Linked DNA regions of Mus musculus: all the other regions are linked to region 7. A link is a loop called in an ENCODE intact Hi-C map of the cell type or tissue named here. Cell type or tissue: heart. All regions are shown on one strand. Links, peaks and the distances in the headings refer to the core of each region. The heading gives the core; the rest is flanking DNA. Region 1 overlaps Stat1 (signal transducer and activator of transcription 1). Region 2 has its middle 58 kb from the start of Gm23460. Region 3 holds the start of Hibch (3-hydroxyisobutyryl-Coenzyme A hydrolase). Region 4 has its middle 21 kb from the start of Mfsd6. Region 5 holds the start of Nab1 (Ngfi-A binding protein 1). Region 6 holds the start of Inpp1 (inositol polyphosphate-1-phosphatase). Region 7 holds the start of Nemp2 (nuclear envelope integral membrane protein 2).

Region 1 (4,409 bases), core at 256-4,255, 480 kb before region 7:
AACATGGAAGAATCCACCAACGGAAGTCTGGCAGCTGAGTTCCGACACCTGGTAGGCAGAGCAGTTTGATGTCTTGATGCATCTCTGGTCCTTTGGAAGTCTTATAGGATTGACCCCCATACTTTCCCGACGGTGGGATGCTGGTCCCTTCTTCATCTCCTGAGTCTCCTGGCTGTGTGTTTTGACAGGGGCTGTACGGACCTCAGTAGAGTGCTTTATAAACTTGCATGTGCATAAATTATATAAGCACTTGCCGCCTCCTCTGCGAGCAGCCCCTGAGGTTCCAGCAGCATTCTAAGGAAACCATTCCCCACTTCAGTCCTCACTTCTCCTGCCTTCCAAGTGTGTAGCAGCTTGACCACGAATGCTGCAAGAGCAGGAGGCCTCGTTCCATTGGGTAGAAGGGTGGTACTTTCCTCTGGTCTCCATAAACCCAGTGTTGGGGCTGGGTACCAGCTGGTGAGCTACAGATTTCAGAGCTCGGGAGTGACATGTGAGGCGAGGGCCTCCGTCCAGCTTGGAAATCTGAGCGTGTCCAGATTGGCCCTTTAAATCTCAAGGATTGAAATCTGAACGAGGAGACTAGGTCAGCCTGCTGTGCTGAGCCTGGTCTGGAAGACTGCAGAGGCTGGAAGACTGCAGAAGCTGTTTCGTGTGCCTGGGCCATGAAATCGCTGCTGAAGGTGCTGGGCACCCATTGCATGCAGGAGCAGCAGACCTAGGTTCTGGGGCGTCCCCTCCCTCAGATTACTCACACTTCGCCAGGCTTCAGGAAGAGGCACTTCCCCCTCTTGTTCCTAGGAGGTTGTCACACCTTTCTTTCTAGTTATGACTGGGAACTGATCTGTGAATAAACACATCAACTCTAATGATTAACCTGCCATTCGGTTCCTTCTTTTACAGCAACTGAAGGAACAGAAAAACGCTGGGAACAGAACTAATGAGGTGAGCATCTCTGGGTGGCTAGCGGGTCCTAACAGAACTGTTCTGTTCCGAGAGGACGCATCAGCGTCCTGGGACCTGATGTGGAAGAGGGCTCGGGGTATCTGTGGGGATGATAAAAAACACTCTCCTGTGTACTTTCTGGTTGAAAGGCAGTTTAACCCACAGTCTCATTGGCCCTACAAAGACAGCCAATCGGACGGGGCGTGGTGGGCTTTCATATTGTTCACCTGGGTAAAGAAATGAAGGCCCGGACATTAGCATGGTTTCCCCCAGAATGCACAGAAGAGCTGGAGAGGCTGAAGGTGACTGCCTTGGTTAGGGTTTCCACTGCTGCAAGGAAACACTGCGAACAAAAGCAAATGGGGAGGAAAGTGTTTATTTGGCTTAACTTCCACATTGTCCATTGCTGAAGGAAGTCAGGAGAGAAACTCAAGCAGGGAGGAACATAGAGGCAGGAGGACATCTGGTTTTTGCTACTTTGTGGGTTCTTCTTTCTTCCACCCTTTTTAAACCTCACCCTTTCAACCCCCTAACACTAGATAAGAGAGAGAGAAGAAAAAGGATAGAGAGGAAGGGAAAGAGATCCCAGAATAAAGTCGGGCTTGGAAAGTTGGAGTGATGTTATTGTTAGACTACTTCCTGCGGATTCGAGGCTCCTCAGGGCCCTAGCATTTATTTATCCTCTGAAACTTCCCAGAATTTCAAATGTCACACGATTGCAGAAACTATCTCTAGCTGGCAGAATTGTGCTTCTTCTGCTATAGCATGAGGCACGTCAGTCAGCTGCCGAGGACAGTCCCAAGCAGCCCCGTGTCCCCCTACCTGGAGCTTAAACGAAGACATACTCAGAATATTTCTGTGTTTTTTTTAAAAAGAAACCAAAATTTCAGAATTTTCACTCCATGGGAGCTGATGCAGAGGCTACGGAGGGGTGCTGCTTACTGGCTTGCTTCCTCTAGTTTGCTCAGCCTGCTCTCTTATAGAACCCAGTCCAGGGATGGCACCGCCACCCACAGTGGGCTGGGCCCTCCCCATCAATCACCAATTAAGAAAATGCCATATAGCTGAACCTTATAGGGGCACTGCCTGAATTGAGGTACCCTCCTCTCGGATAACTCTTGCTTGTGTCGGGTTGACAGGAAGTTAGCCAGCACGGTGACTGAGTCTGAAGATCTAGTGTTGCCGACGGTTCCCTGCCATTGCATCCCCTACACCGTAGCATTGCTTTGTCATAGATCCTGTTTTTACAACCTGGACCTTAGAAGTTATGTTCTTGATGACTGAAAAATGAGAAATGGTTGGGCATGGTAGTGCAGGCCTTTAATCCCAGCAGTTGGGAGGCAGAGGCAGGGGAATCTCTGAGTTGAAGGCCAGCCTGGCCTACAGAGTTCCAGGACAACCAGGGCTGTTACATAGAGAAACCCTTTCTCAGAGAGAGGGGACTTGGGGGTAAGAAAATAAGGGGATGAGAGATGAACGGAGGGATAGTCTGGGCCTGGGTTGGTTTGAAATTGTCCTTGGAGCACACGTTGTTGGCTGACGTTCCATTTCACGACCACTGGAGGTCACTGCAGCTACAAGACAAATGCTGGTCTGTGCAGCCCAGACATCGCCTCCTTCGCAGTCTTTGTCACCTTCTAGGTCTAGCAGCTATCTCTATAGTTCCAAGATGGTGTGACACAGAAGAGCTGTGTATGGAAGTCACTTTGAAACTATCCCTTTCTAGCAAACCAGAGCACTTAGGATCAAACATATGTGGGTTAGCACTTTCAGGAGAGGCTCTGACTATTAAGACCCACCCTCACTTCCACTGCCCCTGCCAGGTGTGCAGTCTGTGGGAGCCGGCAGATGGCTGGAGGTCAAGGGGTCATAGCTCGTGGATAAACCCACTTGTAGTTGCCACTTTTCCCACTGGCGTTTCTGTCTCTGAACACATAATCCTTGCCATAATTACAAACGCCTTTGAGGGAACACCAGGAAGCTTGGGATAGTAAAATCTGGGTATTATTGAGTTCTGAAGTCCAAGTTCTGGATCACAGCTGGTTTGAGGATCTCTACAACCTATTTGGGTTTTGAGAGCTCTTTTCTTTTTGTTTTGGAAGGGGCCTCTCATTGTCACCGAAGAACTTCACTCTCTTAGCTTTGAAACCCAGTTGTGCCAGCCAGGCTTGGTGATTGACCTGGAGGTAAGAGTTACAGTTTCCTGAGGGAGAAAACATGCTATCTTTACTTCCACAAAGGCTTATTTTTTCAGTTTTTATTTCAGCCTTATTTACCTAATTGTTAAAAAATAGGATCCCTTTAAAATTATCAATATTTAAAAACTTTTCTGTGTATGGATGTTTTATCTGCATGTATGTCTGTACACCACATGTATGTGTGGTGCCTGCAGAGGCCGGAAGAGGGCATCAGATCCCCTGGGACCCAAGTTACAGACAGCTATAAGCCACCATGTGAGTGTTAGGAATCAAACTTGGGGCCCCTGGAAGATCAGGCAGTGCCCTTAACTACTGAACCATCTCTCTTCTCCCCAAAGTGGTCTTTTCCAGCTAATACTATGTTGACGTTAATGATCTAGGAAGCTGGAGAGTTGGACTAACCTTAAAATTTTGCAAAAGAAATGTCCTGATTGTGCTAGCTAGCCACTGTTGAGTGTTTAGCTACTAGAAGGGAGCTTGAAATGATTCCAAGGTCTTTGTTCCCTTTCAGACCACCTCTCTTCCTGTCGTGGTGATCTCCAACGTCAGCCAGCTCCCCAGTGGCTGGGCGTCTATCCTGTGGTACAACATGCTGGTGACAGAGCCCAGGGTATGGAAAACACATGTGCTTTAGTACGGTTAACCAAGGCTGCTGCTGCTGCTGCTGCTGCCTGCTCCCATCACTAGATGTTGGGGAAGATAGTCCCAAGCCCCGTGGCACCAGTGAGGACCTTGTGTGATGGGAAAATAGTCACACGTATGTGCCAGGCACGGGAACAGTGATTTTTCCAACTCAGGCAGTCGATGGCTTTATTTTTCTGGCTGTCCTTCTGTGTTGCTTGCTTTAAAATGTATGCACTTGTTAAATGGACATGCATTTTCTTAGAGCAGGAAGACACTGCAGACTGGTCCGTTGGTTCTCATTAGGAAATACTGTGTTCTGTAAAGTAGTCAGGAGCTCTGGTTAATCAAATACAGGATCATTGCTCCCAGGGGAAAATTTAGAGCTCAGCTTCTGTAACCCTTGAGTCGCAGCATTCTTGGCAGCCCATGTATAGGTAACGTGAGTGTGTTTCTTTTTAAAGGCACCTTATCTAGTCTGTCTGGCGACTTGTTACACCATACCACGTGCCTGAGTGAAGCTTATACTCTCTCCATGATGTCCCCCCCCAATGCCTAGCGCCATTTTAAACAATGAAGTCATAACAAAAATCACAAAAATGTGAAAAACAGAGAGGCCAAGATAATTGTGCGCTGCAACAAAAA
Region 2 (4,409 bases), core at 269-4,268, 240 kb before region 7:
TCAACCATGTTCACTGATGCTCTACTTATAATAGAGAGGAATTGGAAACAACGTAGATGTTTCTCAAGAGATAAAGAAAATGTGGTAATTTACACAATCAAATATTACCCATCTTTTTTAGCAATCCTGAAATTTTCAAGCCAATCGATGGAACTAGAAAAAAAAATCATCGCAAGTGAAATATTCCAAACCCAGAAAGACTAATATGGTATGCATTCACTTATATTTGATATTAGGTTAATGATAACCAAACTATAATTCATACAACCAGAGAGGTTAAGTATAGAGTAAAGGATTAGATTGTACAGATAGATTTTGGTAGGGAAGAGAAATAGAATAGGTGATTACAGATCAATGGGGGAGGGCTAGAACAGGAGATCAAGTGAGGAGGGTAGAGGGGAGTTTAAGAAAGGAATAATTGGGACAGACAGCTAAAATTAAGAGGCATTTGAAGGGTAGTATGGAAACCTAATACAGTAGAAACTTCCTAAAATATATACATGTATGAAGGTGATCTAAGCAAAGTTGCCAAATAATGGGGGAGACCGAGCCCCAACTGGCTATTTCTTGTTACCAAATGGAGCTTCCAGGACAGGGATTGGGTTACATTTAAGTGAGTTGTTTGCCAAAGGAGTCTTTAAACAAACCAGTGTGTTGCCAGGACAATTTGTTGTTTTCTACAAATTGATGGAAGAGCTCTGCTGCTGAAGATAACACCTACAAAACTCATTGAACATGGAGAAGCTGATCCTGTGACTACACAGAGCCTATAAGGAGCTTTCACTCCTATGTCATAGGATCTTTTGTACAGAAAGGTACTCTGTATGTTACCAAAAAAGAAACATCAAATCCAAACCAGTGACAAACTCTTTGATCTACAATGGTGCCATGCCTTCAAGATGTATTAGGGCAATAGTGGCACAAAACTTGTGGAAGTAACCAACCCACGTTTGATTTGATTTAAGGTCCAGTCCATGAGATGGAACTATAGCTCATATTGCTGAGGTAAAATGATTAACTGCTTGCTCTGGCTTCTGTAAACTTGCTTATTGCTGTGTGCAGGGGGAGTAAGGCAGATCCTCGTGTAGCTATAAACTTTGCAGACATGAAGTGATTGTGGTTCTCCCCTTTAAAAGCCTTTTCTTCACCCAGTTCTGGGTGACACATCTCTGAATTGAGTTAGAGATTAAACCCCTGCTAAGCAGTTTTAATAAATTTGGCTAATTATAATCTGAATTGAGTCTGGTGGTGGTCTTCTCCCAATAGTCTTGAAATTCCATAACAATCTTATTATGTTCTATGTTACTATATCTTATTACTATCTCAGAATACTGCTGGTTTTTTTTTAAATGAGAGACATAAGGGGAGTGGAACTGGATGGGAGGAGAGGTGGGGAGGAACTTGGAGTAGAGGTACAGGAAACCGTAATTAGAATATAGTATATGAGAAAAGAATCTATTTTCACACACACACAAAAAGAACAGATCATATCTGCCTGCTAATCATCAGGTCATATTAGTCTAACCTATGTCCTCAATCTCAGTGTGGCGCATCCCACTTAAAGACAGCATTTGCAGCTATATCCCCCTCTAAGTAACCCTATCTATGCTTTTTTTTCTGATAATATTGTGAGAAAGTGAGGTGCCTTCTCCATTGCTCCTACCTCCTCCCTCCACATAATGATGTATGAAGAAGTCAATAACTGACCCATCTCTGCTTTCATAATATTTCTCTCTTCCCTGGACCTTCCTGAGTCTCCACTGTCAGAGGGTATCGTCTCGGTCATTCCTTGACACATGCGTATCACCACAGAATGACACGCATGCACTGTAGACAACTGACTAAGTTTTGCCCAGGACACATATGCATCACAGTCCTCAAAGAAAGCTGCTTGCCAATCACATCTTCTTTCCTCTTCCTTCAGACTACAGTGCAGCTGTGGGGGTAGTCAGCAAACTTCAACAAGGAAAACGGGGAGAGGTGAAACAGTCGGCAGAAGGAAGCCTGTGATCCCCAGAAACAGAGCCACCTTCCCAACAAAGACTGTCCAGCATTTCCAGATTGCTGGCACAGGCATAAGTAAACACTCCCCTTGGTTGATATTCTGGGGTCTGTTAGAAAAGTGTATTCTACAACCTAGTAGGTCTAACACCTAGTCACCACACATGAAACTCTTATTATATGACTATTATGGACTCTTCTAGATTCTACCTGGACATAAAAACCGAATTCAGTACACTTTTTCTTCTGGAGAACTCCTAACTGGAGAAAGGCAATTTTGAATGGGAGGAAATGGGAGGATTCTTAGCATCCCAGCATTGTTGGTTATAGCTGTTGTAACAAAATATCCTAGTCTAGGTGGCTTAAAAACACCTGCAGGAGCAAAAACCATTCATTCATTTCCTGCAATGTTCCTCATCTTCCCCCGCCTTTTTTTATTAGATATTTTCTTTGTTTACATTTCAAATGTTATCCCCTTTCCTAGTTTCCCCTCCAAAAATTCCATATCCACTCCCCTTTCCCCCTGCTCCCCAACCCACCCACTCCCAATTCCTGGGCCTGGCATTCCCCTATACTAGGGCATACTTATCCATACTGTGTTAGTTATACCCTTTTCCTCTTCCCCACTACCCATGTTCATTTGATTAAGCAAGACTACACTTCTGCCCTCTCCCAGAAGAGGGCCATACCAGCTTGCACACATTTTCCCAGTCATGGTTATTTGCTCAGGGTTGCACCCAGGGTTCAACTCCATTCCAGAAGGTCATTTATTCTTGCTTGCTAGTCTTAACCTGAGAGTGGAGTGACCAGGGTACCTGAAACCATGCAGAAGACAATCAGAAGGTGAATTCGACCCCCCTGCCACGCAGGGTCTATGCGACTAGGCTTTTCAGTTACAGGAGCCAATAAGTTTCCCCATGTGACACTTTTGGTCAGGCTTTCTGGCACCTGTGACCCAAATTCCATTGATTCCTAAGAATCAGGGTCTGCACTAAAAGTGAGCTCTTTCTACTTGTTAGAGGAGGTGTAACTCTTTCTACCCGGTTTGTTATAATTTTACTGCTTGACAGAATCTCCAATATTCATGATTTAAAGAATTATCATGGAAAGCACAAGTTGCTTCTCGGCCTCATCGACACATGCCTCCCCTGTTGTTTCCAGAGAGACTGTCACATCCTGCTTGGCAACTGGGGCCTGTCTCAAGTCTCAGCTTGTGTGTTTTTATCAGTAGCATTGATGGTTCTCTTGTGTTCTTTTAAATGTCTAACCTAATTGTGTACTTCTAAGCCTAAATATAGGGCAAAACCAGAGAGATTTCAATCTCCAGAGCAAAACACCTGACCTGGAGAATTTAATATTCCTCTATCATTGGAAAGATAACTCAATATTGCCTTATACCTCTTTCTCAAATAACATTGATTTATTGTATTTACACAGATATATTGTGATCAAAGTTGGATTGGATTAAACTCTAAGTTATTACAACTTCTAAGCTTGTGGATTTGGCCCAGGAGAGCTGGTTGTACATTTTCATCAGTTCTACTGAAAGCCTTTTTGTTTTAAAACAAATTATTTTACTGAAGGCTTTGGATAACACACATGTACACACACAAACATGTGCGCACACACACACACGGGCACCCACTCCTCAGTCTTCTGTACACTTTTCTCCTTCATGCTGCTTCTCTTAGATGAAGGAGAAAGAACAAATGTGTCAGGACTCTGTGAGGCTGAACGTGGAGGTGTGAACGTGGGGGCATGTGTTTTAGACAGCATCTGCTGGTGCGTGGGAGGAGAGGTCCAAAGAGCACGGATGTGTGTCAGAACTCAGAGGCTGCTCAGAGCTCTGCATAATGACTTTCTTTTTTTATACCAGTTTTCAATTAAAGCTGTGGTTTTCAGCCTCTCTCTCTCTCTCTCTCTCTCTCTCTCTCTCTCTCTCTCTCTCTCTCTCTCTCTCTCTCTCTCTCTCTGTGTATACTATTATAAATCTTAAATTAACACAGAGCAGAACTCAAAGAGAAAGAAGCATAGATTTTTAAGATGGGTTACATAGATATTACTGGGAAATGTCGTCTGTCATCCTTAAAATGTAACCTGACATTTTATAATTCTGTTACCATTCTTTATTATGTTCATATTAAAAACATTTACATCTTTTTTCATATATTGAGACTGGGAACTGCCTTCAAAACCCTTCTATGCATATACACGTGCAAACACACACAGGGATCCTCATGTGTCTCTATTGTTCAAGCAGCTCATTGTCATTAACATGAATTGTGAGGCTATAGATTTTGCAGAGATGAATTTAACAAAAACAATGAAGACATTTTCGTCGCTGTTTTTCATTTGTAAATCACCTAGGGCACATGTGTAAGAAGTACTGCTGTTGAGTGCTGTTTCCA
Region 3 (4,409 bases), core at 239-4,238, 210 kb after region 7:
GTTCCTCTAACAAGGCTACACCTACTCCAACAAGGCCACACGTCCAAATAGTGCCACTCCTTTGGGCCAAGTATGTTCAAATCACCACAGTGGACAGTTAAATATGGGGTTTATTTAATAAGCTGCTTTCCAGAACAGGTATGTTTTCACTGATATTTCTAGTTTGTGAGCATTCTCTTAATCAGATATTTTGTCTCAGAGGAAGACTGAGGGATCTGTAACTTTTCTGAAGATAATTAGCAATGTTTCGAAGCAAGTTCAGCTATGTAGAGTACTAAACTCTGGTCTTTCCTCAATGTCAAATGCATCTCATATGTTTCTGACTCAAAGAACATTTAATTTACTTAGTTTTCCTAGACAGGGTCTTGCTGTGTAGCCCAGGTGACCATTCTGTTTCAGGTTTCTGAGTGCTGGAATTATAGGTGTGTGTCATCGGGTCTGGTTTAAATTTACCTTTTCATTAAAAAATTATTAAAATTACACAGCCAGGCATGGTGGCACATGCCTTTCATCCCAGCACTCGGGAGGCAGAGGCAGGTGGATTTCTGAGTTCGAGACCAGCCTGGTCTACAAAGTGAGCTCCAGGACAGCCAGGTCTATACAGAGAAACCCTGTCTCAAAAAACCAAAAAAAAAAAAAAAATTACACAAACTCCTTCAGATCAATTAATACCTGCTGATTAAACTTAAAAGCCAAACATAGATAATCAACTGGGCATTTCAAGACAGCCTAGTCTAGGGAGCAAACTCCTTTCCTTTCCATTTTTTAAAGTAAAAACCACTACCGTATTTATTGTTTCTCAATATTACAAAGAAAAGGCAATGCAATCTTTTTACATTAAATGTGGTAGTAAAAAAATTATATTTAAAGGTTTTTGAAATTTCTTATTAGATATTTTCTTTATTTACATTTCAAATGTTATCCCCTCTCTTCCTTTCCTTCTCCTATGGAAACCTCCTATCCCCTCCCCCTTCCCCCTGCTTCTGTGACAATGCTCCCCCAACCAACCAACCCCCCTCTCTGGCTTCCCCATCCTGGCATTCCCCTACACTGGGGCATCCAGCCTTCACAGGACCAAGGGCCTCTCCTCCCATTGATGCCTGACAAGGCCATCATCTGCTACATATGCACCTGGAGCCATGGGTCCCTCCATGTGTACTCTTTGGTTGGTGGTTTAGTCCCTGGGAGCTCTGGGGGTTCTGGTTGGTTGATATTGTTGTTTGTCCTATGGAGTTGCAAACCAATTCAGCTCCTTCATTCCTTTCTTTAACTCCTCCATTGGAGACCCTGTGCTCAGTCCAATAGTTGACTGTGAGCATCCACCTCTTTGTCAGGCTCTGACAGAGCCTCTCTGGAGATAGCTGTATCAGGCGCCTGTCAGCAAGCACTTGTTGGCACCTACAATAAAAAGTCTCTGGGTTTGGTGACTATATATGGAATGGATCCCCAGGTGGGGCATTCTCTGGATGGCCTTGCCTTCAGTCTCTGCTCCACACTTGCCTCTGTATTTCCTCCTGTGGGTATTTTATTTCCTCTTCTAAGAAGGACCAAAGCACCCACACTTTGGTCTTCCTTCTTCTTGAGCTTCTTGTGGTCGGTGAATTGTATCTTGCCGAGCCTTTGGGCTCATATCCATACTGTGTGTTCTTTTGTGATTGGGTCACCTTACTCAGGATTGATACTTTCTAGTTCCATCCATTTGCCTAAGAATTTCATGAAGTCATTGTTTTTAATGGCGGAGTAGTACTCCATTGTGTAAATGTACTACATTTTCTATCTCCATTCCTCTGTTGAAGGACATCTGGCTTCTTTCCAGCTTCTGGCTATTATAAATAAGTTTTTCTACTTTTCTCTTTGCTTTGGTTACTCACCTCTCAGCTTTCGTCTTGGCTCCTCCTCTTCCTCCTCCCCTCACTAGTTAACGCCCCTAGCCAGGACCCGCCCCACCTTTACCCGGCCTGGCCCTGTCTAGTGTGGCCCTGCCCACTGCTCTTGCTGGTTTCCTAACTGCTCCTGTTTTGCCCCGCCCCGCCCCGCCCGGCCGGGCCCGTGAGCGTAGCGCAGCGGAAGTGTAGGCGTTGGGCCGCTCTGGCCCACCGGAGGACTTGTCATCAGTGACCCCGGCTCTCCTCTGCTCTCATCGGCTGTGGGCGGGGCTGTGGGCGGGTCTAACTACCAGAGCCGGTGGAACCACTACACTCTGCTTCTTCTGCTCTTGGGTTTTTAGGCCATGGGGCAGCCATATGCGTGGCGGCTCCTGTCGAGGTGAGTTGGTGAGCAAGGCAGAGCTAAGGGCCGGCTTGGGGGAAAAGGCTCACAAGTGTCCCCGCAGGTCTCGCAGATCTAGTCGCCTTTGTATGGCAGCCTCTGCTTTGCTGCCCCGCGGCGACCTCAGCGGCGATCGCAACGACATGCGTCCTCTGACTTTGCTCTTTTTCTTGCAACAGCACCTTCATTTTCCGTCCTCTAGCATCTGTTAGGCCTTGACGTCCCACAACTTTCTCCCCCCTCCGTTTGTCTCCTATTTATTTTCTTTCTTGGAACTGGGCGCTGTGTGGGGACGTGCCACCTGATTTACTGTGTAGGGTATTTTCTTAAGTCACACAGAAATGACAGGTTGTGTACCTGGGCTCCGGGTAAGGAACTTGATTATTTCAGCTAGCAGTAGTAGCAGCGCAGGCAATTGGAACTCACAGAATAATGTTGTGACCATTTAGCGTGGCTTGACCGGAGCAGTGCAGATATTAACTTTCTAAGAGTGTCTCTCACTGCAATCGGACCTTGGCAGAAGGAAATGTGGTAGCACCCATTTTAGGAGCTTTGGCTAGTGTAATTCCTTTTCCCCAGTACCATACGCAAAAACTTCAATTTCCCCCCTGTGGAACTCTTCACTGAAGTACTTTTGGGCGATGAAATGTGTGCTGTTAGACATCTGTGCAGTCTAGGAGCATCTCAGACGTGGAACGCACCCTTGTTCCGTCTGCACGTTTCTTATGCCTTACAGTCTGTTGTGGAAGGTTCCTGCAAAGGCATAGAATGTTTCTTAGTTCTAAATGAGTAGTTACCAGTGGAGTTAGGGAGATGGTTCCGCGGTTTTAAGAGCCTATACTGCTCTTAAAGGACTGGCTAAGAGGACAAAGTTCTGCTTCCCGTGTGGCTCATAACTACCTTTAACTCCGTCTCCAAGGAATCTGATAGTTTCTTCTGGATCCATTGGACACTTGTACTTACATGGGCATACATATATACATAGTTAAAAACACATCTTAAGCCGCGCATGGTGGCGCACGCCTTGAATCCCAGTACTTGGGAGATAGAGGCAGGGATTTCTAAGTTCAAGGCCAGCCTGGTCTATAGAGTGAGTTCCAGGATAGCCAAGGCTACACAGAGAAGTCCTGTCTCAAAAAACAGAACAAAACAAAACATCTTAAAAAGAATAGTGCCTTTTTAGCAGAAAGCACCAACGATACTCAGGTATTTTTGTTACATGTAGAAGTTGCCTTGCTTCTCTTTTTTCTTTTGTGGTGAATAATAGCATCTGCTCACATAATCATTGTTGTTGCTTCTTGATGATGGCAAATTCTAAATTATTTGGGAACAATAATTTAGAGGCATGTATATTAACAAAGTTAACTTCATCTAGAAAGATTCTGTCATTACTGTGGTTCAGCTTGTCCCTATTTCACTCCACATTTCAACATGTAAAGTGCCAGGACCAAATTGGACAGTACTGATCTGAGGTCTCCCTTTCCTAGATCCAGTCCTGGGATAGCAAAAGGGATTGGAGACAAGGTCATGCAGTCAAGAGGAGCGGATTCCACAAACCTGGAGGGAGATCCGGAGAGTTTCTGGAAGGAAAGGGGCGGGTGTGCCTTGGTTGATGTGATTGGCTAATGCCATTGAACTTAGCCTTCCTTTGCTCCTCTGGTGCTGTCCTGTGTTCCTAACATTGCAGTGCCAGTTTAGCAGTTGGGTGGTTTTCTCTGTCTCAACAGCATTTCTTTAAGAAGAGAACTTTCAAATGTATTGTATAGTTGATTATTCTGAGTCCTATGCCGAATGCTTCAATTGTACTTCAAATGCAATTGAATTCAATTATATGTCAGCTAGATCTCTAAATGATCTCTATCACTCATTTTTGTCTTTTGTTGGATACTAAGCTATGAGTTTCATTGTGGCAGTTCTGTACACACTGTTTCTGTGTTTCTGTTGTTGGTTCTATCCCCACTCTCCTCCCCTGGCTGTCAGTGTGCTGGTCAGCCCTCCTCCTCTACTCCCTAGCTCTTCTGCTTCATGGCACTTTGGTCTTTTACTCTCATTCCCTCCCTACCATCCTGTAGCCTTCCCTTAAGAGATCCTTTTCTGCTCTCATGGTCCTGTTTTAGTTTAATGACCTACACTTACCATCA
Region 4 (4,409 bases), core at 270-4,269, 120 kb after region 7:
ACATTTGCCACTGGGGTAGAGGGAGAAAGCTGCTGGTGCCCAGAACCCCTTGCTGTTAACACTACTCTGACTCTGCAGCTTGGGCTCTTAGGGATGCTGACTAAGATTACTATGTAACTGAACCAGTGCTTGTGAGAAGAGGAGAGGTAGGAAGAGAGAAGACAGGGAGAGATCCTGACTGACTGACCAGGCTGTATAATCCCACATCTTGAACTGGTTCTATAGGGAACTCTGACAATCTTGAATGGAGTAAGAGTGGTAATTCTTAGCACCAGAATAGTAGTGCAGGCTTGGGCCTGCTTGCTTTCTTCAGCTAAGAATACCTGCATTCCTGGAGCCAGAGATGGCTGGGAAGTTAAGGGCACTGGCTGCTCTTCTGGAGGACCTGAGTTCATGTCCTAGCACCCACATGGCAGCTCACAACCAACCCTCTTTAATTATAGCCCCAGGTTTTGTACTGTGTGTACTTGTGTGTGTTGCTCTCATTTATCATTCTGAAATTATCAGTCATCCATGCTATGTCATTCCATCTCAGCACACCATAATGCATCTACTCACTCTGCTGCAGATGTTGGCTGGTGTGAATAGTACACATCTTTTGGTATATATTCACATGTTAAGTATTAAGAAAGAGGTTATAGAATATGCATATATTCAACTTTATTAAATACTGATGAGCATTTTCCTAAAGTAATTGCACGAATCCATATTCCCACCATGAGTGTAAATAAACTTTATTTTACTTATTTAGGCTATAAGACAAGCTCCACCTAAAACTATGTGGGCAGGCTGGCTTGGCACTCACTCTATAGCTAGGTTAGGCTGGAACTCACAGGAATTCTTTTGCCTCTGCCTCTTCTATGCTAGGGGCAGAGGTGCAGACTACCATACCTGACTTGCAAGAGAATTTTAGTTTCTATGAGGGTTTGGTGCACTTTTCTGATAACTAGTGACATTGGTTGCTGTCTTAGTCAGGATTTCTATTCCTGGACAAAACATCATGACCAAGAAGCAAGTTCAGGAGGAAAGGGTTTATTCAGCTTACACTTCCATACTGCTGTTCATCACTATAGGAAGTCAGGACTGGAACTCAAGCAGGTCAGGAAGCAGGAGCTGATGCAGAGGCCATGGAGGGATGTTCCTTACTGGCTTGCTTCCCCTGGCTTGCTCAGCCTGCTCTCTTATAGAACCAAGACTACCAGCCCAGAGATGGCACCACCCACAAGGGGACCTCCCCCCTTGATCACTAATTGAGAAAATGCCTTACAGCTGGATCTCATGGAGGCATTTCCCCAACTGAAGCTCCTTTCTCTGTGATAACTCCAGCCTGTGTCAAGTTGACACAAAACTAGCCAGTACTTTCATGTACTTACTGATCATTTAAATATTTTCTTTTACAAGGATTTAGAGGCCCTTTTCACCTGGCCTTCTCTGTTGTTCCTGTTGACTTTATTGTGAAAGATCTTTATTGCTTGTGTATTCCAGTCCTTAGTCAGTATATCCTGCAAATGGCCCCTCTACTCTGTGGCTTAAATCCTTGTTCCTTTATGCAACGGAGAAAGAACTCCACAAATTAACTCTGTGTTATGCAGTAGTCAAATCTGGATGTTGTTTTTTGTTTTGTTTTGTTTTGTTTTTTTCTCCATAGTTTCCATATCTTAAAGGAGTTTTAATAAACACCTTAAAACTCAGTAAAAGGTATGAGTTAAGGAAAGCAGTTTGTTTAAAACACAGTGAGAGGTCTTTTGAGGAAGGTGATTCATTTAAAACTTAGTTATTACAAAGTAATCAATTGGAAGTGGTTAACAGAGTCAGGAACTTCCACAATTGGTCTTTAAGCTGCATCAGCCTGCACAAAAAAATGTTAGTGCCCCCTGGTGGGCAGTGTGAGCTTTACAGTAAATCCTGAAACACCATCAAGGTTTCCTCTATCTAAAAAGAACTATCAGTTGAAGTAATCCTAAATTCCCCTGAGGCTTGGGTTTGGGCCAGGCTACGAACTAGAAGATAATTACAACATCTAGTAAGATCATAAGTGGAAAATCGAGTGTTGAGACCTAAATAATTGCCGTTGTGGGGACAGTACAGGGAGAAATGGGTTGGAGGTGAGGATCACTCCAAAAGCAGGGACAGGTGCCATTAAAGTACAAATGGAAAACCATTTCCTTTTCTTTTGGAGTATATTTAACCTCATTCTGGGTAAAGAATATTAGCCACTCATCTTTATATTGCATTAACACCTGTTTTCAACGCAGATGTGTTTAACACATATGTGAAAACGTCAAAAATCCCTCTTTTTTTTTTTTTTTTTTATTCTTTTGAGATAAGATCTTCCTAAGTAAACCAGTCTGGCCTTGAATTCACAGAGGTGTGCCTGCCTCTGTACCCCAAGCTGGGATTAAAGACTCGTGTAATTATGCCCAGCTTTTCTTAATTCAATCTTCACAGTTCATGCTATGTATTTCATTGTTGCTAGAGCACCATAAACAAACAGTGCAGGATACTAATCCAGTGGGTTTATTCCAGTGCTTACTAACCACACATTCTATCACTTTTCTCTATGTTTGGGCTTACCAGCGAGCAAGCACCATGGAGACGAGGAACAAAGTGGCCCTGTCTTCCCTCTTTCCGTGTCACCCTTTCCAGCATCAGTGATTAGACAACACAGGAAAATAACACAAATCATACCGGCTGTGGTAAGCCTTCCTCCTTGTACATCTTTTCTGAGTGCCATTGCCTTCTTCATGCATGCCGTGAAACCCGGCCATGATACTTAGTCATGAATATATACTTGTCAACTGCTGGCTTTGAATCACAGTGGCCATGACATCTAGGATCCCCTGAAATCATGGATGCTGTGATACTGTGAATAAAACAGCTAGGAGATAAAACACACACACAAGCACACATACATATATACATACACACACATGTGCATCTGTGCATATACACATACTGTATAGCTCTTCTACTTCATTACAGAAAGGAGAAAATCAAAGTATAATTTTGTAAGTTAAAAAATTTGTCTTTTTTAAAATTTTGTACTAGGTATTTTATTTACATTTCAAGTGTTCTCTCCTTTCCTCATTTCCCCTCTGAAAACACCCTTATCCCATCCTCCCACCACCTACTCACTAACCCACCCACTCCCGCTTCCCTGTCCTGGCATTCCCCTATAGTGGGGCATTGATCCTTCACAGGACCAAGGGCCTCTATTCTCACTGATGTTCCACAAGGCCATACTCTGCTATATATGCAGCTGGAGCCATGAGTCCCTCCATGTGTACTCCTTGGTTGGTGGTTTAGTCCCAGTGAGCTCTGGGGGTACTGGTTAGTTCATATTGTTGTTCCTCCTATGGGGCTGCAAACCCCTTCAAGCTCCTTGAGTTCTTTCTCTAGCTCCTCCACTGGGAACCCTGTGCTCAGTCCATTTTTTCCCCAGCATTCAAAGAGCAGGAAAACAATGAGTAAAGGTCTCCCTTGAGATGGGCAGAACATGAGCCACATGGTGGCTTCTCATTCTGTCTGGTATCCAGTGACCAAAGTCTGCTTGCTCTGTCACAACACAAGCACCCTGTGCAGGTGTGGGGCAAAGGTCTCTGGTACTATGCAAGGTCAGGTGGTAGGGAATAACCATGTGTAAGCTGGCTTCAGAGTGTGGCTTTCAGGCCCTTAGGGCAACCTCACACAACTCAAGCTCTGTCAGTGGCTCTGGATGTGTCTGGGGTTTGAATATGATTCGGAACCCAGTGGCCAAGGCCACTAATTCACATCTGTGTTCTGTTGAGGGCCATGTCACACTGTCATGGGACACTGACTATACCTTGTGTTTTCATCACAGCAAAATATGTCACCATGCAATGTTAGGGATCGTTTCAAAACTACTTAACCCTCCATCATGCATATGGCCTTGTCTGAAGGTAAAACTTTCAGAGAATTTCAACATGTCAACCACAGAGCAGTAAAGCAAGCTTGGTGGCCTGGGTATGGAACTTTGTGAAACCTACATGGATCTCAAAGCCAGTCCAGGGGTGATTGGCTTATTAAACATTTTATTTATAAAGGAAATGAAAGGGATAAAGTGCTAGCATTCTGTCTAAGCTTTGCCCCCACAGTTACCTGGCAACAGTCAGGCAAGCCTAACTTACTATAAAAGAGGCTGCTTGCCCCCTCCTTGCTCTCTTGCTCTTACTTTTCCCTTCCTGCTCCTGCCCTCTCCCCATTCCCTCCCCTCCCCATGCTCATGACTGGCCTCTACTCCTCTTCTTCTCTTCTCTTCTCTTCTCTTCTCTTCTCTTCTCTTCTCCTCTCCTCTCCTCTCCTCTCCTCGCCTCTCCTCTCCTCTCCTCTTCCTCTTCCTCTTCCTCTTCCTCTTCCTCTTCCTCTTCCTCTTCCTCTTCCTCTTCCTC
Region 5 (4,409 bases), core at 90-4,089, 130 kb before region 7:
ATGCTCAGTAGTGGAATGGCAGGCTAAGCATAAGATGGTCAAGTCAAAAAAAAAAAAAAAAAAAAAAAAAAAAAAGAAAAAGAAAAGAAAGAAAGAAAGAAAGAAACAAATTATCTCCCTAGCACTTCTTGAAATTATTTTCTTTCAAGATGTAATGTTCCAGTATCTAAACTGGAAACAGAGATGAAGAAGGCTGACTGCACTGCCTATCTACAAATTCTCAACAGCATACTTATTTATCTGCTTGAGCTTACTGAAAGAACAGAATTAAATGTCTCAAAAGATGCAAGCTGGAGGAAGAAACCTTCAATCCAAGTCACTTGTGCTGGCACAGAAGCTGGGTGTGAAGCAGCTCTTTGAATCTCAGGAAGATAGCCTCCACCCTGGTCGGCTATCCGATACAATGGACCCTATACATCCTCTCTCCAGTATCTCTTCTTAAAACCGGCAGATGAATTATAAATGTCATAACATATATTGTACAAAGAAAGATTTTTCAAAAAGTGAATATTTAAAAAGGGTAATTCGCTGCGTGTACAAAACAGCGAACCATTTCGGATGTGACTAATCTTATTTTAAATTCGGTTCCTCTGCTCCTATGCAATCTAATATTAACTATTAAAACTGCCAAAATATTTTTATACGAGATCTTAGAATCTCCTTAGAGATTCTGATCTTTGCACTCCGTAAAGTTGGCAGGCACGTCACTGGCAAACCAATCGGTAGTGACAACTTACTCCAAACCAGCTCTTTCGGATCAAATTGTAAATTAGCAGGCAATCCAAAATTTCCCAAGCCTCCCTGAGCCAGGGCACGGTTCCCGCTGGTCGCCCGCTGCAAAACTTGGTCAGCTCAACCTACAGACGCAAATTCCAGCTCTACCCAGGAGATTCCTTGCAGATCTCCCGGGTTGACCGTACTTCGGTGTCTGTCCCCGTAAGGTCACACACCTGCGTCCAAAGCTTCTCTGTCCTACACGTGTCTGCACATTCCCCACTCAGCCTCAAAGGCTCGGCGACTCCCGCTTCCCTGCACCTGGGTGCCAAGTTTCTGAAAGCCACTTCCAAGCAAAACTCTCCTTCCGCTCTGAAAACACAACTACAGTAGGAAGGGGCGGATAACAGGAAGAAAGCGGAGACTCAGCGGCACTTTTCGGAAGTCCCTGGTCGCCCCGGAGCTGGCACCCCACGCGGGCCCGCGAGCGCGTCCTCCCCGCACAGCCCGCGCCCCCCGCCCGGCAGGACGCGACGGCCCCGCCGAGCCACGCGTCCGCGCCCCCCGCTCCATCTCGAGGCCCTCCCGGTACCTACGCGGCCCGCAGCTGCGGCGCGCTCCGCGACGACGGCTCTGCCGGGCTCCTGCGGCGGCTGCGGCGGCCGGGACGCCCCCGCGCCCATCGAGGGGGGCAGGGACGCGGTGGGCGCGCGCTCCGTCCCCCGCCCGCCCCGACGGCGCTCGCTCGGTCGCGCGGGCGGAGGCTCGGGCGGAGGCGGGCGGCGGCGGCCCCGGGCGCCCTCCCTAGGCCTCTCCCGCCGCCCCTCCCTCGGCCTCTCCCTCTCCCTCCCCCGCCACCTCCGCCGCCCCCGCCCCGCCCCGCGCGCTGTCACATCGGGAGATTCCGCTCTTGCTCCATTCGCCGCTCCGGCTCCCGCCCACGCGCGGCCGAGTGACGCAGATCCCGGCGTGGGCGGCCGCGGGGCGGGGGTGGGGGCCGGCGGGGCTGAGGCTCGGCGCGGTCCCGGGGGTGGCCCATTCCCACGGCAGCTGGGAGCGCGCGGGTGGGGGCGCGCGCGCGGGTCGGAGGAGGAGGAGGCTTCCGTGGATCCGCGGACAGCGCTGCCTGCCAAGCCCCGCACCGGGCCCGCCCAGGAGGGAGGGGGTGGGGGGGGTACAGAACCGCAGGTGCGGTGCGGACCTGTCCCTCCTCGCCCACTCCACCCTGTCCCCACCCTCGCCCAGGCCTGGTTTGAGGAGGGAGGAAAGGGAAACTCTGGCCTGGTGGCTTAATGACACCCTTTTCATGTCTGGAAACCTTGTGTTACTTTACAGGCCATTCTCTGTTGTCTTCCTGTAGGCAAATGACACACTCCTGGTGCTGTCTTGAGCGTGTCAAAATAGAGTTCTTAAGGCAAGGTGTAGACATTTTGAGCTTGGTTTGCATAAACTTTTCTAGCCAAAGAAAGTGTTACAGCACCTCAAAAGCTAAAGCTATTGCCAAAATTTTAAGGGGAAAAAAATTAAATCTATTTTTGCCTTCCTTGGGGAGGGGGTTTCAAAGAAAAGAATTCAAGTTTTAATGGTGTGCTCTTACTGCAATACAGGTAGAATCCTGTTTTAATGTACATATAAAAATCCAGTTTTATATAGGAGGCCGTTCCCACTTCCTGGCTGGCCTCCCAGAGTGTGCCTACTTGGTTGAAGGGGATACAAGGCATTCTTTGAGAAGAGAAATTCTTTAAACCACATCTTTATGTTGCAACAATGGGTGGGATGATAATATTGAAAGAAAAAGACCTTATTAAATAAACCATTTTTTCTTTTTGTAAAAACATGTTCTACAAATGAGTGATGTCAATGGAATAGATATGTACTTAAATGCATAAATATATAAACATATAGTTACATGGTTAAGTATACATTTAAGCTGAAATATCTTCCCTGTTAGTGACAAGCCTGTCTAGAATAGTTGGTATTTTAAATAATTATTCTTAGTTCCTCAAATTCTTCAGAAGAAATAACAGCTACAAGTGTCTCCCTGCCACTCCAATTGTCAGTGTTTATGCTCCTGCTCAGCGAAGAGGAATTTAATTTGGGTGGTTGTAGTACAGTCAGGGCTACTGAGACAATTTCTTGGCCGGTGTGGAAAGGTAGAGGTTAATGGGTAGTCGAGCAATGAAATCCGCAAAATTCTTCTAATTCTTCACTGGGAACTCTGATGGTTTGCAAACATTGTTGCTTCTGAAAAGCCTAGGGGGAGGGGTGCGTGTAGCTTTATGCCACGCAGTTAGTGATTAGTCAACTTGGTGAGCTCACCTGCACTGCACAGCGTTCTCCAGAATTGAGTCCAAATTGCATGCTGTGCTCCGGTAGGGCGTGCTTCTGCCCTGCTGAAGGCTATACCGACAAGGAAATGTGTCTGGGGCTGATCCTTTTTACAGTTAACCACTCAAGTCCTTCCTTGTTTATGTTCTGGGCACATTAGATAGTGTGTTCTTCCCACATTAAGAATGGCATTCTGGGCCCACTATGCTTTGCTTAAATGCCCTATGGTTTCTGGGAGAGGTGGTGGGAGGAAAGAAAATGAAAGAAAAAAATTTTAAGCTTTTAGGCATCAGGTTCTTTATGGGCACACTGTAGTCAACAGGACTGTTCGACAGGCCTGAGATGTTCACCTGTATGTGAGACAAGTTGGAGGAGAAAGCATTGATTCTGTGCATGCCGTCCTTCCCATTCCTAAACTCCACCTCCCTGCTCTCAGAGTGGAGGTCTTCTAGCTCCTTGGTGCCTTAGTGGGAGGAGAAGGGATACATTCTGTAAGGTAACAATTATGGAGTGGGGTTGTTCTCTGAAGGCCCTCTGGGAGAGATTAGACCGTTTTAGAATTTCTTGGAGGCAGTCCCAGGCAGTTCTAAGAGAACGTGGCAACACAAATGGTTCTTCTTGAGACCATTTGGATATCTTTTGTTAAAAAGAACCCTGCAGTAGCTTTGTTTCTTCTGGTTTGATTTTACCATAAATACCTGTATGCTTAAATTACTCATTTTCTCCAGTACGTCTTGTTAAGTGTTAATTAAATACCAAAGTTAAGTTCTGAGGACACAAATAACCGTGGTTAAACCACAGTTTAAACCATGGTTCTGTTCCCAGAACTTTTCTATAAAACAGCAAAAATAAAAGATCAAAAGAAAGCCTAAAAGCTAAGGAACATGATCTGTTTCTCTTCAATTCTTTATTTCCTATATTAATAGATTCATGGACTATCAACACAACTATCAACTTGGCACTCCCTTGAATCCATGTCACAGTGAAATAGAACTAAAATTCTTTAAAATGGGAGGTTCCTGTCTCATCCCACATTCCAGAAAGAGCCTTAAGGATACCTGAACATTTCTCTTTTTTGGGGTGTGTGTGTGTGTGCAGTGAACTTTATTGATGGTATTCAAGAGAGTAGGGAGGGGTCCCCAGGCCTCTCCTGTTGTTTTGGGGTTCTGGAATGGAAATTTTGAGGGAGATGCTCAGTGTTGGGCGCCGAGTTGGGATAGGGACTCTTCAACAACCAAGGGCCTCTCTCTTGCTCTCAGTGTTCTTGCTGGAGTGGGTGGTCCAGGGTTTCTTACTCCTTGGAGGCCATGTATACCACGAGGTCCATCACCCTGTTGCAGTAACCATATTCATTGTCATACCAGGAA
Region 6 (4,409 bases), core at 254-4,253, 190 kb after region 7:
CAGTAAGGTGGATTCCAAACATGCCTGGGGCCCTGGGATCCGTCCCCAACCTTGCACAATCACCTAGTGTGGTGGCACTCGCCTGTAATGCCAGCACTGGAGAGGGGGAAACAGGAAACTCAAGCTCAAGGCCACCCTCTGCCTCCCAGGGTTTGAGTCCAGTCTGGGACACCTGAGACCCTAACTTTGTAGCTAAACACTGCGACCAAGTTGCAACCAAGTATCTTTTTGTGTAGGTGGTTGTGGTATATGTGCGAGTGCATGCATGCATGGTCCAGTGTTTGTAGATGCCTGTGTGCATGCATTTGGAAGCCCAAAGCTGAAGTTTGGTGTCTCCATTTATTTATTGTAGCAGGGTCTCTCACTGAAGCTGGAGCTCACTACAGCTACCCTAGCTAGTCAGCCTGTCCTAAGAATCCACCTCTGCCTCCCGAATGCTGGTAGTGCTAGATGAAGGCTAGGCCTACCCACCTTTTGTATGGGTTCTTGAGACAGGGACTACTTCTTCAGTGAGCCATGCCCCTCCCCACCTCTGTCTAGCCTTCTACTATTATCTTCCATTGTTAGTAAACAGCTACGTTTAGGAAACACAACTCCATACTAATTGTGAGAAACAGGAAGCAACACTTTTATTTCCAAACTAACCCAGACAAAAGCCCAACATTGAGTCATTCTGAGCTTCTTAGGACACCCTAAGTATTTTAAGGAAGACATTTATACAAGACTCCCACCTGGGGAAAGTCCACATCTGTGCCACTCTTTAAAATGGAAGATGTTTGTTTTTAATTGATTACTTATTTATCTTTTAGGCAGTTTTGGTGTAACATGAAATAGAATAAAGCATCATTTTTCTAATTATTATTCAAGATCGAAGTAAAAGAGGAAATACCTATATAACGATTTACCTTTATTGCTTGTATTTTTATTGGCCTTCTGTGTCTAAAAATAAATTAGAATTTTTTCTCCAATTACTCCAAGTACAAGTATAATCTAAATGTGCAATAATGAACTTCACACTACAGAGTGAGAGTCTAAGGTGCAAGTGGTGGCTTAGTTCAAAAACTTGCAAAGAAGAGTTCTTAGTCTATTCAAAAACTGAAGTGTAACTTTATGTGTCTTACACAGTCTTCTTCATTGCTAAGAATTAACTGCAAAAGTATTATAAAAGTCCTTTAAATGTAAGTTCTTAAGAAAACAGCAAACAGGCACGTGCAGGGGTTAAAATCGGCTTTCCCGTTGCCTGTATTTTCCCTTTCATTCTGTACTTTCAGATGCCTGACTGAGGTCATCTTGCTAGTCCATCAGCCAAAAGTAGTCCCTGGGGTTGTTTTCTTCCTTAGATTGTTACCAGGTGGGTGGACCTAAGTCTTACCATCTGATTAAAACTGGGAATTAAGGGCAAGGAGCCAAAAAAGCAAAGCAAAACAAAACAAAACAGAAAGATTCATTCTGCATGGGATACATATATATTAAGAGTCCTGTCCGCACGGCCTCAAGCCGCAGTCCTTTTGACGCGAACACCCTCACACAGTGGGCAAACTTCCACGTGTTCCGGTCCTAGTTTTAAGGACAGAAATCTCCAAAGTACACACCGCGCTTGTTAACGTGTATTCCCTAGATTTTTCTTTCACACCTCATGTCTGACAGTCCATATGATTTTTACCAAAGCCAGGTTAGATAATTTAGATGACACCCTTCTATGCTGTCCACACCCACTGCCTAGACATGTCTCACAAAACCATACTTCAAAATGTAGAAAAAATATACCCCCGGACTGTTTAGTCTACACCCATCCAATGGGTCTCTAGAGACAGTCAACGTGGATCCACGTTAGAAGCATCTCTCAGGCAAACTGCTCCCCTACTTCTTGACAGCTACGCCACCTACCCGTGGAACCTGGGCCTCTGCTTCTGACCATTCTCAGATCACCTCATTCAACCTAGAGGCTAGTGGTAGGAATGGAAAGAACCGAGCAGAAGAAGCTACTCTGCGGGCGATTGGATTTCTTTCGGTGGCTTCTGCAGAGCTAAGGGGGCGGCGTGATCCGCGAGCTTAGCCTCTCGGTTCGGGGTTCGGGCTCTGTGTGGGTGGGCACGGGCAGGCCGGAGAGGCCTCGATGCAGCGACCCGGTACCTCGCAGGCCCAGGCGCCGAGGCCAGTAGCCTTCGGCCGGAGACCGACTCACCTGCCCTCTGCAGAGGCGATGGAGCGCGCGAGGCTCGCGGGGACCCAAATGCGCGGAGGTGGAGACGCTGGACACCGGGGAGGGGTGGCGAAAGCAGGAAAGCGGATTACCTAAGCGAGGATGCAGAGCCCCAAGGAGGATACAGCCTTTCCCAGAGAAACGGAAGAGGCGGAGGAGGGGCGAGAGAGGAGGAAGGGAGTGCCAACGCCTGGAGGTGGTCGCGCTGGGACCTGGCGCAATCCTCCTGTGGCGGGCACAGCCGGAGGGCAAGCCGCCAGGAAAACACCGGAGGTCACCGCAGCGAAGGCGGGGAGGCGCCCTGCCTCTCTTGGCTCCAGCAGTGCAGCCCAGTTTCTGCCAGGTCCCGGCCCCGCCTCTTTCCCCCGGGGCGGGTGGCCTCTTGCTTCTGGGGCGGGCGAGGGCATCCCACGCCAGCCAGCCTGAGTCTGGCCTCCGCGACGTCACAAGTGAAGCTTTGTCAATTTGCTTGAGAGGGCCAGAAAGGTCAGGGTTGCCTCAACCACAGTTCTTGGTGTGCATTGTTTCTTCAGAAGCACCCAAAAAGTCTTTGAGAATATTCCTCCTCCATTCATTTGAACCCTTGGTGTTATGGGTTTGACAGATGGTTTGAAGCTGTGAAGTTGGACTTCCTGCTAGAATGAGTCCCCCTGTTCTAATAGAAGCGTCTAGGTTCCTACATGTTTGTTTAGTCAAAGCAGTGTCTTCTGGACCTTATTAGTTGTGGGTCAAGGCCCAGCCAGGCAAGAAGCACATGTTGGGTGGGAAACTCATCTCTTGCTGCAACCCTTTTAAACTAATGCTCAGTGTGACTTAAAGATATAGTTGGGAGTGGTAGGTGGAAATAGAAATGGGTGGTGATGGACAAAGGGCAGCAAGGGTAAGAATTTTAAAAAGGGCAACATTCAACTTTGGGATAGAAGGGGCTCAGAGTCTCTGTGAGTGCTCTGGGCCCTTCTGTCCTGGTAAGATTTATCCGGCTTCCCTGTGATTTATTCTGTGGCTGGAACTGGGAAGCACTTCAACAATTCTAGCCTGCAGGCTTTCTCATCAACCTCTCCCCAAGCTCCCATTTATTTATGCGCAGTACTGCGATGGCACCTCACCCACTTCCATTCCCCATCCGCCTTCCATTCACTCACAGGTTCAGTGGATTCAGCCTTCTTTCTCACTTTTACTTTGTTTTGTTTTGTTTTTGGTAAGAGTCTCACTTTATAACCCTTGCTGGCCTCAAATTCGCTATCCTCCTGCTTCTGCCTTCTGGGTGCTGGGAGTACAGATGGGTGCTACCATGCCTAGATCCTCATATTGTCCTTTAGTTCCATTCTCTTAAGTCCATTCTTGGTGTTACAGCTGATATTAATTATGAAATCATATCCATGACAGCAAAATCAAGGAATAATATAAATGTGACATTTACCATAAGGAAATGGGAGTAGATTTGTATCTAGGAGCAGAACTGGGGAGGGGCTAGAGTAGGAGCTATGACTCTAGCCCATTTCTCTGCAGGTGCAGAGACCACCCTACAATACGTATCTCACTGGATCACTTGCTTGCTCTGATCTCTATTAACACTTGGAGCAAACTGCTGGTGATCAAGGCACATTTCCTCCTCCTCACTGTCAACTTTGCCACTCACACTTAGTGACCCTTTTACCAAACCGGATCTAGATGTCAATCCACAAACTTTTAGAATTCCATGTTTATGGCTGCCATTGCTATTGCAGCAGTCTCTTGCAGCTCTAACACACAGCTATAAGAGCTGGATAACTGGTAAGTCTTACCTCATAACTGATGAGATGGCACAGCAGGTAAAAGTGCATGCCACCAAGCCTGATGAACTCACTTGGATTTCTGGTACCCACATGGTGAATAGAGAGGACTGACTCCCCAAAATTGTGCTCTGGCCTCCATTTATGCGCCACAGCACACCTGTGTGCTCACATACACACAGTTATAATCATAAAAAATAATTTTTAATTAGGTATTTATTTCAGTTACATTTCCAATGCTATCCCAAAAGTCCCCCACACGATCCCCCACCCATTCCCACTTCTTGGCCCTGGCGTTCCCCTGTACTGAGGCAGATAAAGTTTGTACGACCAATGGGCCTCTTTTTCCACTGATGGCCGACTAAGGCCATCTTCTGATACATATGCAGCTAGAGACACGAGCTCTGGGGGGTACTGGGTAGTTCATATTGTTG
Region 7 (4,409 bases), core at 104-4,103:
CAAGAGGAATCACAGAAAAAGTGTGAGGAGCGGGTGTGGCAGCAGTCCCAAGAAGGCGCCAGGGACTGCAGCTAAGTCTTATGACTTGCACCTGACTTCCTCATACACCTGAAAATAAGCCACAACCGTCGTGAGAGCTGCACAGGTGCGCCATGATGCTGGTGGTTTAAACAAGTCCATATTTGGTGGAGACATGCCCCTGCCGCCCTGATTGGCTGAAGCTGCGTGCCTTGGTGAGGTGACATGGCCTGCTGTGAGTGGATGAGGACTGAGAGTATATAAGAGTGAGAGGCCCGGGGTTCGTGGGAGATAGATGAAGAAAAAGTTGAAGCGAGAGAGATGAAGACGGAAGTTTGCTGAATAAACTGCCGTTAGAAGGACTGGTGGTCGTGTCGTTCTTGCTGGTCGAGAGCGGACGCGACAAAAAAGAGCAAGCTTCCTTCTTCCATGTCCTTTATATAGGACAAAGAAAGATCTGGAGTAAAAGTATGTCTTCCCACTTCAAATGATGAAAAGAAAAATTCCTCAAAGGTGTACACAGCCATTTGAGTTTAAATTAATTCCAGATGTAGTCAAGTTGATGACCAAAAATAGCCACCATACCTAAGGATATTAAATATTTATTGACCATTTGTATTTTTACCTTTGAAAACAACCTATTCAATTCATCTACCAATTTAGTAATTAGATGGTTTAATTTTGTTTTGTTTTGTTTTGTTTTTTGATCAGCGCTGCAAACATATGTCTCTGCTTGTTCTCTATCTATTGAAGACAGCTTTAAGAAAGTACATTAGTCATTTGGTGATATGTTTCTTTCAGTTGCTTTCCTTAGCATTATCCCAAATTAACCAAACCAGTTTGAACAGAATTGGAGCAAAAAGTTGCTTTGCAAGAGGCATACCAAGGGGATCCAGGGAAAAAAAATGATAAAGGACAGATTCCAATAATGAAGGTTTATTTTTAAAAATCAGCCCCTAATAATTTCCTTAAAAAAAAAAACTCTGAGCTTTTACAGCCACATACTAGGTATACACATATACGGGGCATTTGGTGAAAGCCTCCTTTAGATAACTCAGAGACATTCTTTCCTATTTAGACCATTAAAAAAAATTGAAGCTGAGTTATTAAAAAAAAAAGATTTCTATTATATCGAGCTTAGTGCTGTTAGTGGAAGACTGGAATTAGAGAAAAGAACACAACTTCTTACTCTAGCTTTGTGTGTGTGGTGGGGCAGGGATGGGGATCAGAGGAAGGTTAAATTAGGTCTCATGTAGCCAGACTAGCCTTGGATCCCCTATGCCACTTAGGCTCACCTTACCCATCATTAACTCTGTTTCTCAAATGGTGGGATTACAGTCCACTACCACCACACTCTTCTGCCCTACTTCAAGTATGAAATAGTAAGTCACACTGAAAGGTTTCCAGAGACCAAAGAAGGCTTGCTCTTAACACAGAATTATCCTGATCATCAATAAACCATAGGGCTCAGAAACTGTGAGTCTCTTTCTAGGACAGACTATTCTCTTGTGGTTGGTGGTGGCTTTCTCTGCTCCCCAGAGTGGTTTACTGTGCAGCATTCCAGTTTCTTGGAGTCTTCTGTCTCAATAGGCTGACTTTAGAGAGCTATCATCTCTGCCAGGTTGGTTATGTTTAGAACACTCACTATATCTTTGAATTTTTAAAAATACAATCTCATTTTTAAAAGAAGGCTTATTTTTTAATTTAAGTGTATGGGTGTTTAGCTTGTGTGTATGTCTGTGTACCATATGTCTGCAGAATTCAGAAGAGGGCAGTTGATTCCATGAAACTGTAGTTACATATGTTTGGGGCTGCTGCCATGTGCACGCTGGGAAACATGGGTTCTCTGGAAGAGCGATAAGTGTTCCTAAGCACTGGACCATCTCTCCAGCCTCCAGATCTCTATTAAAGTAACACTTTATTAATAGTGAACTTATATAACCCTTTTGGGTTTTTTTTTTTTTTTTGAAAGATACTGTGTTCATGAGCTTAGACACAAATTATTTAAGCACCAAATTTCTCAACTTGTTGCTTAAAAAAAAAAAAAGGAAGAGGTGAAAGGAGGGACAAACAAACAAACAAGTCAGGCTTTTGTCTAAGTGGGGCTTGCTGGTCTTATTTCTGAGAGGGTGCATGTGAAGAGCCTGCCTTTCTGAGTGGCCCGCACCAGTGCTCTGAGAACCCTGCGCGGGGCTCCGGCGTGTTTTAAACTGCCCGCCAACTCTGCAAGCTGGCCCAGGAGCAAGAATCGGGAAGGCAGGTGATCGCCCCCTGGAGGCCACTGGGAGAGCCGCTCGGCGGACCGCGGAAGGGCGGGGCCGCAGCCGGCTCCGCCCCTGCAATCCCCTCCCTCCGCTTTCCCGCTCTTGGTCCGCTGCGCCACTTCCGCCGCTCTGGCCGCGATGCTGCCTAGGTTGTGGTGGCTGGTGCTCTGGCTGCAGCCCCTGGCTACACTGCCAGCGAGCGCGGTGCACGACGAGGAGGCAGCGATGTCAGGTAACCCCGGCTCCGGGCGGGGGGGCCTCCTTTCGGCGCCGCAGGGTCACGCGCGGCCGCGGCCAGGCCCCGCCCCTGTCTGCGGGCATCGGATACTTCAGTGTTTTGGTTTGTTCAGGATCACACCGCTGGACAACCGCACAGCTGGCCCTTTGTCTGCAGTTTATGTCTGAAACCTTATTTTATCTGTCTTCAGAAATCTCAGGAAACTCAAGGCTAGAGAAGGATAGAAGCTTCAGAAAGGAACCGAAATTCTGTTTCTGATTGGCTGCTGTGACCTGGGTAGCTGGTCATATGCAAAATACTGCTGATGCTCCAGCATTGAACCAGGTGCACAGGAAGTCTCAGTGAGCTACTCAGACTGTTTGGGGTGCTTAAGATTCTGGCTCAGAAAGCTGTAGCAGCAAAACGCAGTCTCCACGAGTTTAACATTTATTTCTACCATTCACTACATCCTTCAAAAGATTGCTTGTTTGTATTCTTCATTACATGGTCACTTACAGACTCAAGGGAGGCTGTCAAGATACAGACTTTCAATTGGATAATATTCCGACACCGACAAAGTTAGTAGGGTGTCTAAGACTGAAAGAGAGAATGGATGTTCAGTAAGCAGTTATTAGCTTCTGTCACACCTTGTGCCCATACTGGTATCTTGCAGTGAGTTACACCTTAGGGGACGGTCTGTGGTCAGCTTTTCATTGAACAGGAATGTGTTAATTAACTATTTTGTGCTATGCAGGGCTGATTTGCTCTAACTGCATTGTCTTATACTGATTATTCATATATGCCCATTTTACATGCTAGAGAACAAAGAATTGGTAGTAAATATAATAGGTACTTGTGAAAATATAAAACAGTTTGAGGAGGAGGGCTCCTGGGCGTGGCAGCAGAGGGGTAGAAGTAGTTATATAGATTCAGAATCTTGGGCTCTAGTGCAGTTGTTGATTTAACCTGTAGGTGTCGTATTCTCCAGGGCACACAGGTATTATTTCTGCTCCTTTTATTTGCTTCAAGGAACTCAGTTTTTCAAGTTTTGCTGCTGTATGGGTCACCATATAGCCCTAGCAGATCTGGAGATTTTTACATAGACCAGGCTGGCCTTGGCTGTACAACATTCCTGCCTCTACCTCCCAGGTGAAGGGTTTTCAGAGCTGTACTGTTGCGCCTAGCTTAATAGTCCTCAGTTGTGTTAAAGACGCATGTAAATGTTCACCAGGACTTTCTTTCTGAGAAGTGTAAGATACCCAGGAGATGATAAAATTCCAGTTCACAGCTGAAAAGAAAATGGCAACTTCTGTCTTGCCATTCCAGATATTCCTTACGTTCACATAGGAGGGGATCACTGTCCTGCAGTGTTGAGTGACACCTTGGGAACCCTTGGTTGGCTAGGTCTAAGAACTGCTGCTACTGTAAAAGCTATGGTCTTATGAGGGGCCTGTGATGAGACAGCTAGACAATAATCTCTCTCACCCACAGGGAATGTATTTTTTAAAAAAGCACTGCAGTACCGAACCTTACATGCCCCCCCCCACCCAGTGTGTGTGTGTGTGTGTGTGTGTGTGTACATTACATATCACAGCAAGAGATTTATAATTATAAATCAGAGCAAGAGATAGTTATTACAATTCATTACAATAAAATATTGTGGAAAAATTATTTGAACTTACATATTTCTACTTTGAAAGATTTTTTTCATTTAATATTTTCAGACCTTGGTTGAACACAAAAACTTGAAGCCTCAGCAAGTGAAATTGAGTGTAATGGAAGACTGGGGGGGTGGGGGTGGGTTGCCTCTGATGACGTCTAAGACCCTTTCCAACTCTGAGAATCTGCTTTGGGTACTTACACGCTGCCATGGCACGAAGAACATCCATTCCAAGGCCAGCCCTCTGATA

Evidence for each region. Hi-C counts contacts between places; a loop is a spot of excess contacts. Peaks named below come from ENCODE experiments on the same cell type or tissue, not always from the same donor. Only the 100,000 strongest peaks of a DNase experiment are listed, where the experiment ranks them.
Region 1: it touches region 7 in a loop (8-fold over the local background); 12 of 42 quality-filtered maps call a loop at or near these places.
Region 2: a loop joins it to region 7, with 4 times the contacts of the local background. A loop is called at or near these places in 7 of 42 quality-filtered maps.
Region 3: it touches region 7 in a loop (4-fold over the local background); 18 of 42 quality-filtered maps call a loop at or near these places.
Region 4: it touches region 7 in a loop (2.6-fold over the local background); 27 of 42 quality-filtered maps call a loop at or near these places.
Region 5: it touches region 7 in a loop (4-fold over the local background); 20 of 42 quality-filtered maps call a loop at or near these places.
Region 6: it touches region 7 in a loop (3-fold over the local background); 2 of 42 quality-filtered maps call a loop at or near these places.

The regions. Positions count from the first base shown.
Region 1 is chr1:52,144,247-52,148,655 of GRCm38, forward strand. It overlaps Stat1 (signal transducer and activator of transcription 1), which reads left to right. Exons shown (of 25, transcript NM_009283.4): 14 at 1-51; 15 at 904-945; 16 at 3,048-3,131; 17 at 3,655-3,753. Among named protein-coding and RNA genes, the nearest start is that of Stat1, 27 kb to the left of the region's middle. In heart, for the core only: CTCF peaks have their summits at 2,501 (motif pointing right) and 3,345 (motif pointing right); no DNase peak of the experiment used is centred there; H3K27ac peaks cover 1,435 bases.
Region 2 is chr1:52,384,563-52,388,971 of GRCm38, forward strand. No RefSeq gene overlaps it. Among named protein-coding and RNA genes, the nearest start is that of Gm23460, 58 kb to the right of the region's middle. In heart, for the core only: a CTCF peak has its summit at 2,681 (motif pointing right); no DNase peak of the experiment used is centred there.
Region 3 is chr1:52,842,880-52,847,288 of GRCm38, forward strand. It overlaps Hibch (3-hydroxyisobutyryl-Coenzyme A hydrolase), which reads left to right and starts at 2,159. Exons shown (of 14, transcript NM_146108.2): 1 at 2,159-2,265. The coding sequence starts at 2,231. In heart, for the core only: a CTCF peak has its summit at 2,379; a DNase peak (open chromatin) is centred at 2,052; H3K4me3 peaks cover 1,850 bases; H3K27ac peaks cover 1,857 bases.
Region 4 is chr1:52,746,586-52,750,994 of GRCm38, forward strand. No RefSeq gene overlaps it. Among named protein-coding and RNA genes, the nearest start is that of Mfsd6, 21 kb to the left of the region's middle. In heart, for the core only: a CTCF peak has its summit at 1,885 (motif pointing left); no DNase peak of the experiment used is centred there.
Region 5 is chr1:52,498,900-52,503,308 of GRCm38, forward strand. It overlaps Nab1 (Ngfi-A binding protein 1), which reads right to left and starts at 1,549. Exons shown (of 8, transcript NM_008667.3): 1 at 1,311-1,549. It also overlaps the pseudogene Gm5976. In heart, for the core only: no CTCF peak of the experiment used is centred there; DNase peaks (open chromatin) are centred at 1,022 and 1,692; H3K4me3 peaks cover 2,096 bases; H3K27ac peaks cover 1,966 bases.
Region 6 is chr1:52,815,217-52,819,625 of GRCm38, forward strand. It overlaps Inpp1 (inositol polyphosphate-1-phosphatase), which reads right to left and starts at 2,472. Exons shown (of 6, transcript NM_008384.2): 1 at 2,186-2,472. In heart, for the core only: a CTCF peak has its summit at 1,884; DNase peaks (open chromatin) are centred at 1,415, 1,915 and 2,415; H3K4me3 peaks cover 1,413 bases; H3K27ac peaks cover 1,043 bases.
Region 7 is chr1:52,628,338-52,632,746 of GRCm38, forward strand. It overlaps Nemp2 (nuclear envelope integral membrane protein 2), which reads left to right and starts at 2,368. Exons shown (of 9, transcript NM_001142647.1): 1 at 2,368-2,514. The coding sequence starts at 2,421. In heart, for the core only: CTCF peaks have their summits at 2,306 (motif pointing left) and 3,460; a DNase peak (open chromatin) is centred at 2,324; H3K4me3 peaks cover 1,393 bases; H3K27ac peaks cover 1,144 bases.